3 separate regions of the Homo sapiens genome follow, and all the other regions are linked to region 1. The links are chromatin contacts, found by Hi-C or POLR2A ChIA-PET in ENCODE. All regions are on one chromosome and are shown on one strand. The core of a region is the stretch at or near the end of the contact, and the rest is flanking DNA. Distances in the headings are between cores, read along the strand shown. Region 1 has its middle 580 kb from the start of GJE1. Region 2 has its middle 6.3 kb from the start of FILNC1. Region 3 has its middle 140 kb from the start of MIR3668.

What was found. Hi-C counts contacts between places; a loop is a spot of excess contacts on that map. ChIA-PET counts read pairs that join two places held with the same protein, here RNA polymerase II (POLR2A). Pooled maps may share reads with other maps.
Region 2: a loop to region 1 is called in a pooled map, with 2.5 times the contacts of the local background. The contact joins two enhancer-like sites. A Hi-C loop is called at or near these places in 1 of 168 maps with a recorded cell type or tissue (endothelial cell of umbilical vein) and 3 of 50 pooled maps. POLR2A ChIA-PET finds 5 or more read pairs at or near these places in 1 of 52 experiments (PC-9).
Region 3: a map of endothelial cell of umbilical vein shows a loop between it and region 1 (12-fold over the local background). The contact joins two enhancer-like sites. A Hi-C loop is called at or near these places in 2 of 168 maps with a recorded cell type or tissue (IMR-90 and endothelial cell of umbilical vein) and 1 of 50 pooled maps.

What each region holds. Positions count from the first base shown.
Region 1 is chr6:141,551,322-141,554,318 of GRCh38, forward strand. No RefSeq gene overlaps it. Among named protein-coding and RNA genes, the nearest start is that of GJE1, 580 kb to the right of the region's middle. Within about 2 kb of position 1,375, at least 5 of the 41 ENCODE cell types and tissues checked have a DNase peak (open chromatin) inside an H3K27ac peak, as active enhancers do; they include PC-9 and endothelial cell of umbilical vein, where a contact is called at or near this core.
Region 2 is chr6:139,763,298-139,766,294 of GRCh38, forward strand. No RefSeq gene overlaps it. Among named protein-coding and RNA genes, the nearest start is that of FILNC1, 6.3 kb to the right of the region's middle. Within about 2 kb of position 1,459, at least 20 of the 41 ENCODE cell types and tissues checked have a DNase peak (open chromatin) inside an H3K27ac peak, as active enhancers do; they include PC-9 and endothelial cell of umbilical vein, where a contact is called at or near this core.
Region 3 is chr6:140,345,101-140,348,097 of GRCh38, forward strand. No RefSeq gene overlaps it. Among named protein-coding and RNA genes, the nearest start is that of MIR3668, 140 kb to the left of the region's middle. Within about 2 kb of position 1,536, at least 2 of the 41 ENCODE cell types and tissues checked have a DNase peak (open chromatin) inside an H3K27ac peak, as active enhancers do; they include endothelial cell of umbilical vein, where a contact is called at or near this core.

The DNA of each region.
Region 1 (2,997 bases), core at 125-2,624:
GTTAATGAGATTTCTTATGTTTTGTTCTCAGGAAGTCTTTATTTCCTTTATTCCTTTTAAGCGGTATTTTTGCGGGGTATAAAATTCAAAAATTTCATTTTGTTTTAATTTTCAGCACTGTAAAAGAACTCTTTCTATTGTCCTCTTGCTCTCATGATTTCATACAGGAAGTCTGTTGAAGTTCTTATCCTTGTTCTTTGGAATGTAGCATGTAATTTTCCCCTTCTGGCTACATTTAAGATTTTCTCACTGTCTGGTTTAGGAAAGTTTGATTAATATCCCAAGTTTTGGGAACTTTTGTACTTCTTTTCACTGGACTCTGAGATTTCTTCATGTCTGCTACTGTGTTTCTACTTTCTAACATTTTTACTTGAGTTTTTATTAGTTTACATATCTCTGCTAAAATAATCTATTTGATCTTGCATGTTGTTTGTTTTTTTCCTCAATAGAGTCTTTAACCTCTCATAGTTATTTTAAACTTGTTTTCTTTATTCCTGCCATATGTCTTACATATGAGCCTGATTCTTATATTGCCTTGTATTTCAATATTATATTTATTCTCACCTTTTTATGCCTCATAATTTTCAGCTGAAATTTTGACATGTTGTATAGGCAAGCATATTCTGGTATCTGTATTTGTGTTTGTGTGTGTGTGTATGTGTGTGTGTAAGTGTGTCCGTGTGTCTTGTTTTTTGTCTCTGACACTTAGGTTTTGTCTTAACTCTGTGCCAGTCCCTGGAGTGATCTGTCCCTTGCAGTATTTTTCCGCTGTATTCCATTGCTGCTTTGATTTGATTTTTTGATACTTTAGTGTCGTTTTGTGAGCTGGTGGGGGGGTGCATTTTCCGATGCACTATGTAGGTCTTAGTCTTATGAAGGCACTGAAAAAGTGAATCTCAGGAGTATTGCATCTTCCTAAGTGTTTTGGCTCCTCCTTCAGATGAAATGCTGGGTGTAACATGTATCTGTGTTCCTCTTCAAAAAGTACAGTTTAATTTCTTCTTCTCCGTTCCCCTCCTCAAGTGGCAGTGGGTTTCCGCCAGTGCCTTCAGGCTTTGTATTTTAATGAACTCTGCCATACAGACTAGGGAATATATAATAGTGGCTCTTGATAGAATTTTAGAGATGACTGTTATTCCACTCTCCAGTCAACACTATGGCAAAAGCTTTCTGAGGATACTTCTTCATCTTCCCTGTGAACATCTGAGAAGGGCCTGGGGAGAGGGGTTCTTAAAGAAAAAAGCCTGCAGGAGTACGTGAAACCTGCCATGACTATCTCTCCCAGGGGTTTTATACTTTCACCTTAGCCCATACTTGGCCTTTTGCAATTCATTAATAATTTCCACTTGAAACTACTTTTTGTCTTGTATGTCATTCATTGGCATTTGTCCAAGATAAGCAAATGCTCAGTGCCTGTTTTTGCATTCAGGTGCTTTTCATGACTCACTTCCCTACTTCACATTGTTTGTTTGCCCTATGTGCTCAGTTTTCTGCTAGATTCAAGAGAAGCTGTTTATTTGCAGTCTGTCTAGTTTTTCTTGTAAGTTTACAAGTGAAGCTCTTTCTGGCATTTTGTCTCTCTGAGCTAAAAACAGAAGTTGAATTATTATTATTTTGCCCTCTCCATATTTATGATCTATTTTTAATGTTTTTCTTCTGGATCAACTTTTCCCTGTTTTCTATTGTCTTTTGCTGTCTTTCTGGGAAAATATTCCAACTTCATCTCTCACAGTTTCAATTACGTTTTCATGTTACTATAAATTTAACTTAAAATAATTATATTCTTATTTGTTTGTTTCTTGAATGCACTTTTATTATAGTACTGTCATGGATTTCTAGAAATGTTACTTGCCCTTTCATTCAAGAGAAATTGCACAGTTTCTTCCTCTTCCAAGACATTTTGATCTGTTTGTTTTAAACCATATGTTATATAAAACATATTTATCTGTGTATAAATAGATAGGCAAATATCAGTTATATAAATAACTGGTGGCTTTCTTTTCTCATCATTTTTGTCTGTCCACTCATGTTGCAGTGGGAGGGACTAACAAGATGAAATTAATGTTTCAGGCCAACTCACTTAATGAGGAAAAATAGAAAAGTCATACAAAGTATAAAAATAAATTTCCTTGACAGCATTTTGTAAGTCAAAATATAGCAAAATTTAAGGGTCATGATTTGAGAAAAAAAAACAGATATATTTATAAAAATGAGCCTAGTATTTGGGGCTGATTTTCCTTTGAGGGCATCTGACTATTTCAGAAGGACATCTTATAGGCTAAAAAGCTGATAGTACTTTGATGGCCTCTTGATGCTAGGGGGGCAGGAATTAGAGTATGGAGGACAATGAATGGATAACAATTATGAGTAAGTAGAAATCTTATTATATAGGTTCTGGCAGAAGCTGCCGTTCATATTTGAATCATTTCAATCCATGAAATGAAATTGAAGTAATCCCAGATTGCTGTTGCCTGGCTGAAGTCAAAGCAAACCCTCTCTGGAGGAACAGATCATCACCCTCATTTGCATTATAATTCTACAAACAATTTTGCAAACACAATGGCACAAAATAGAGCATAGCCAGGCATATATATGGAAATAATAAAATTAAGGTAAAACAGTAGGAATAACAAATTATAGCAACAGAATAACAGAATATCCCCATTTTAAAGCTAACTGTAACAGTCTTTTGAGTAACTGCTTAGTACGTTCAAGGATATAAGGAAAAAATGAGAGTTTGAGTAGGTAAAAATACTTTTATGACGTGAAATAGATTGTATGCAAATCATAAATCTGATGAGGTTAATATTTCAGAATATACAAGAAACTCAACTCCGTAGCAGAAAATAAATAAAAACAAATAACCCAATTTAAAATTGGGTAAAAGAAATGAATAGACATTTCTCAAAATGATATACAGGTGGCCTACAGGCATATGAAAAAATGCTCAACATCACTAATCATCAGGGAAATGCAAATCAAAACCACAGTGACATA
Region 2 (2,997 bases), core at 209-2,708, 1.8 Mb before region 1:
CTCACTTTGTGATGCAATTATTTTCATGTAGTAATTAGCAATCAATATAATTTTTAAATCTTCTGTTTTAAAACAAATGAAAAGAAGTGATTTTGATTCTAAAGATTGTGCAAATTTGGGATATTTTATATATGAACTAAAATTTGCACTTATCAAATAAAAAATGTTATACTTGCATTTTGCATTTAAACGAAAATAGGAAACTCCAAGTGATCCCATAATAACTCAAGTTCTGTTTCTTTGACTTAGAATTGCAGCTATGTCTGCCCAAGGCAATTGCCAAGGTTTCCCAATTTATCCTGAATGATTGTAGCTGAGTGGGGTACGTTTGGGGAACAATTGTTTAACTGGGAATTTGCTGAGTTAACTTTTATGTTGAACACAATATTTAATAAAGGACAAATAATAAAAATGTGCTAATTCAAACCACACAATGTATTATTAAAACTCAATGGTAATGGCAGCAATTGTTTAAAACTAAGACCAGAAATGATTTTTTTTTTTTTTTGAGGAGGAGTATTTTATCACTTCATTGTTTAGAAATGTCGGCAGGAAGTGATGATTAGAATCAGAATGACTGGGTTTTATTATAGCTTTAAAATTTTTTATAGACAGGGTACCCCCTCATTGTCCATACCCAGAACTCCCTCATACTTGGTCAGTCACTGGTGACTCCTCAGTGTTTACATAATTGAGTCTAAAGTGGTGATCTTTAGCATAGTTCTCCATCATATGGCCTCAACCTCCTTCCAGCCTACTCCTCCACAGTTCACCTATTGCGAAAATACCCCATCATCTAGAATTGTGAAAATATTCTGTTCCCTGAGCCCTCCTCTTAAAAAAATGCTTCTCTGTGTGTTTGTATTTCTCCCTCTGACAATGTAAGTGTAAAGAGCACAGGCTTTAGAGCCAGGATTTTGTGGGACTGGATTTTCCCTCTGCAGCTTATAAATTGTGTGACCTTGGACAAGTTATCCAACCCATCTGGGCCTCATCCTCCTCATCTGCAAAAATATTGATTACAGAGCCCATTTACAGATACCACTGGATGAGATGAGAACACATAAAATATATGTTAAATTGTCTTATCCCTCCATATCTTTCATTATTCTCCCTTAATAAGTTTTGCATATCTAACAGTTACAGGACTTTGATCAAAATAGGCCTGCATAGAGTTTGAACAACTGAATTGAATTTATTGGGCTTCATTCATGATATACAAGCTTCCAAAGTCACATGGTCTAAGCCCAAGCTCCAGTTCTTTCTACAATTGCCTCAGCTGTGAGTCTTGAGCATTGTCATAAGAAGAGAATCTAGGATATTTCTCATTTGGCTTCAGTTCCTCTTCTTCAGCTGTCCAGACCTCTTTCATTTAGAAAAACACTGTGACAAAATGAGGAGGCTGCAGAAGCACAAGTGGGAATGGCAGCTGACCGCACGGGGAGAAGGTGTCTATTTCACCTTCAGGACCATCTTAGCATTTTGAGCAGCTCATAGGTCAGGAATGCTGTTGTCATCAGGGTTAGAGCTATGTCCTGAATAAATACCAAGTTAGGAGGAAGATGACTCAGAGCTGCCTAAACCTCATACTCCTCTGATATTTTAAGCAACAGAGAGTGGCAAGCAGCTGTTAGATATCTTTGCTTCTTTGTTCAGGCAAAGCTTAGCCTGTTCCATTTGGAAAGAAAATGGTCATAATTTCCAGCCCATTTTAAACTCTTCCTTCTTAGAATTGTTACTGCACACATAACCTGGGTCACACAACTTAGTTTTCTGCAATCTCAACTCTTTTTCTAATTATTTCCTCTTCCCCAAATGGATATTAAGTTTGTTGTGGAAAGAGAATATGCCTTATATTCCTCTTATATTCTCTCCAAACTGAAAGATTAGCCTTTGGCCCAGAGTAGGTAGTGCATACAAGCACTAATTTCATTTATATGGGACTTTAAAATGAAAAATTACCTTTATGTCCATTCTTTTGTTTAAACTTCACTACAACTTCATAAAATAATTGTTATTATCTTTATTTTATAAACCAGGAAACTAAGGTTTAGAGAGATTAAGTATACTGCCAAGGATAAGGATCATACAGCTAGTAATTAGCAAATCCTGCATTTGTGTGTGTGTGTGTGTGTGTGTGTGTATTCACCTCATAAATCGTATCTTAAAGACTCATTCATTAATGACAGCTTAATTGAAAACCTTTAAAAAATATATTTAATTTTTTTCTACTTATTAAATCCTTGTTCCCTAACTTGTTTTTATTGCTCTGAAAGCAGCTAGAAAACCATTTTGTAATTTGCAAAGATGTAGATCTAGAACCTAATTATTTCATTTGTATGCAGAAAAGAAAACCTGTACAAATGTAAGAAGAAATGGCACAGGAAAATCCCCAAGTAATAAGAAACCATAAATTCATTTGTATTTTAGGTAATATGTTTATGGCAGATATTTAGAGAATTCACATTATTTTGGGGCATCATTATTTATCTGAAAGATTAGGAAGGGCGTGGAAGAGTCTGTGCGGTTAAGGAGAGCAAAATAGGTGTAAATAATATCAATTGGTAGACTCATTTGATTCAGTCAACAGGTTTTATGAAGCACCTGCATTTTCTGTCATGGCTGGAGAGTGGTTTTCAACACATGTTAACATTTGGGTAGGTCAGATACTCTGTGAGTTCAATCAAGATAACCCTGTTTACCCACTAAGATGACTCAGAGAGCTGCTAGGACCTAGTTTTTTCATTTCGGTCTCGTGCTGCAAATGGTCAGCAACTATGAGATTGATGGAAGACATTTGCCTCAATTATTATGCTATGATTCATAGATTCCTACTATAGAACATAACTGAGTATTTGGCCTTCCTCTTTCAGTTGGGGAGAGTAAACAAATTTCTTATTTATATCAACAAGTCATAATTTGAGCAAGTTAAATATTAAAACCTATTGAAACAGAAAAAGAAGTTAAGTTTAGGTGTGGATAATGTCAAGAACAACT
Region 3 (2,997 bases), core at 286-2,785, 1.2 Mb before region 1:
AGATATTGACTCTTTAGAATTAAAGTGATTTGAGATAATATACCAAATACAGATAAGTCTTTAAATAAAATTGATTATAAAAAGAAGAAGAAAAATGGGGAAGTAATTTAAGCGAAAGAGGAGGAAGACATTGGAAAATTTATGGGTTTGTTTGCTTGTTTAATAAAAATGCTGGCTTGTCCATGGAAAGGTTAAATCTCAGTTTGATCTGTGTTGTAACATGTGGCTGATGTGAAGTTTAGGCATGAAGTGAATTATGTCATTTTTTGGACTATCCTTTTGAGACTGTTTTAAGAAGCCACCAAATAAAATGAATGTTTATACTTTGTACGTTAGTGGTGAGAAATCTACAGCCAGCATAGAGGAACGTTTTCAGAAGTATACAATCTTATTTATGGTTTATTGCTGATTTTTTCTACAGGCAGAAAAATCTGTAGTGGCTAACTCCTACCTTCCTTGAATCTGAATGGTTGTTGAACAAGAGGGGTGCCTGAGTACAAAAATAAAGTGATGAGTTTACATAGCATCGAATTTGCTTACTAAGAGTGAGGTTTGCTAACATTTTCATTGCCATGCCTCTCCTTGAGTGAGTTGCAATTAGGCTGATCCAGGAGAAAAATACCAGTCAAATGAGCTTTACTGTTGAAATGCTGGTGGATAATGGTGAAACTAATGTGTTACAAGTCTGGCCATAACATAATAACATGTTATTAATTTTTTCATGTTCAAGATATTTGGGTATTATCAGCACAAGCATGCTTAGTTAAACCGTAATGGGAAATATACAAAGCTTTTCAACTCAAGTACTACTTAAATTCTCATACTATTTACCAGGGAAAGATATAAAAAATTGTTTTTAAATTCTTAGGGAAGTCTTTTAAACATGTGGATATCAAGCTACTATTTTTGTATGTAGTCTATTCCTATCATTTTGTTCCAGCTCTTCATTTGTGTTGTGAGATCTTGCTGGGCAAAATGCTATTCCTGTTACTGACTACAGATGCACTAAATGCCTATAACGACACATTTAACTCCCATGATCGTCTAATTTTACTTTCCCTACACTGGAAGCTCCTCCAGTTCCAGGCTTTCTTTATAGCTCTAGACAGATATAGCTAGAACTCAATATGTGTTTAAAGGCAGTGAGTTCTTTGGTATTGCTTTTTTGAGGCTACTTTATTTGAAAGTGAAACGTCAATTTTTATGTAATACATTTTCATTTTATTGTAGAAAGTGAGAAAATCCTTTTAGTTACTCAAATCTGTCTGAGTGTTTTGTGTTACATATCATTGAGGAATTGGACGTCAGTGTAGTATAGGACTTTTTCCCATATAGTAAAAATACTTGATAGCTGACGATTTTGCTTCATAAGATTCTACAGTCAAACTTTCTCTCAACCTACTATAATGGGACTTGGCACACAGAGTTCTAACTCTTAATGTTATTTCTTGCATCATTTTACACCTTTTAAAATGTCCTCAATGACTCAAATCCTTGGCCTTTGGAATGTGTTTTGTTAACTGGAAAGATGTAAACAGCTCATTTAACTTGACCTTCAAATGTTCCTTCCTTCCTCCTTTTGGTATGAGCACAGCACAGGCCGTTAATATCTGTGATAGCCGTGAAGTGGCATCCACCTCCCCCAGCTCTTCCCCTTCGTGATGCCAGTCATACTTCGTCAGTACTGACAAGCAATTATTAGTCTTTGTTTCCTTTACACTGTATATTGGCAAAACAATCATTGAAAGGAATTGTAGAGGGAGAAACCACTATCTTTGCACTATTGTGGTAACACAGCTTTTAGGCTTGCTGAGAATATCCATTAGTTTTGTCCTCTTATCTAAAAATGATTTCTTCTTTGCTTTGTATTGCTCTGGGAGTTGAATATTTCACCAACTTCTGCCACATTAGGGATGGATATCTTTATTTCTTCAATAACTGGGGTCTTTTCCCTATTGCCCTCTGTTCCATGCTTAAAGGCATTCTTAGTACATTTCAATTCCAGTTGTATTAGCTGTAATTTGGGTACTTTTAAAAAGCCTATTTGATTCTCAAGAGCTTTTTCCATCTTTTTTATTGGTCTGACCTCAGTCTACTAAGGCAAATTGGTCCCGAGGTATATTCTTATAGACTGAATGTGTAAAGATAGCACAGGGACACTTAGCTAGGTGCTTTACTCAAGTTACAGCAAAGAAACTTTATCTTTGAAGTTTTTTAATTATATCAAGCCTTGGAAGTAGGGCAAGTTTTGCTTAGTAAAGTTATTCTTTCAAATTTTATCATAAACTCTCAAGATCCATGATTTCTTAAAGATTTTACCTTTTGGAAATAAAGGTAGACCACCCAAATGACAACAAACAAAGGCAGTTATTCAGAGCTTGCTGTATCAAAGGAGTCAGCCACCATGAATTAAATTTGGCAGAGACTCAAAGACAGGCTGTGGATAGAAGCCATTTATAGTGATAAAAAATAAAAGGTGTATAGTGATAAAAAATAAAGGCTTTAGATATGCACTGTTGGAGTTTGTTGGCATGGGGAAGCTGCAGGTAGGCTACCTAGAAGCAGGACATCCTATGCAATTGTTTGAGGAACATTTTGGGCTTTGTCTAGTTCCTCCTGAATTGGGGGTGGGACAAAGCAGTAGGAAAGCTGGCAGCTATTGACAAAGGCCTGACCATTCTGGGCCAGTTACTACAGAGATTGTGGTGTGGCTTCTTGGGCTGGTTGTATCTTAGGTTGTAGGTCAGAGTTCTATGGCTAGGATTTTTTTTTTAATCTAAAAATCCAGCAATAACAATGCATTGTACTCTGCTAAAAAGTGTCTAGGTACTATTTATATCTATTGGATATAAATAGGGTTGGGTTGCAATCTATTTATTCTTTTTTTAACCTATTGCCATTATTACTCTGTGAAAAAATAAAAAAACACTTGATTGAGATAATGCATTTCATGGCTAGCTCTTGTGAAAGAGTTTCACTTATTATAATCATGGCTTT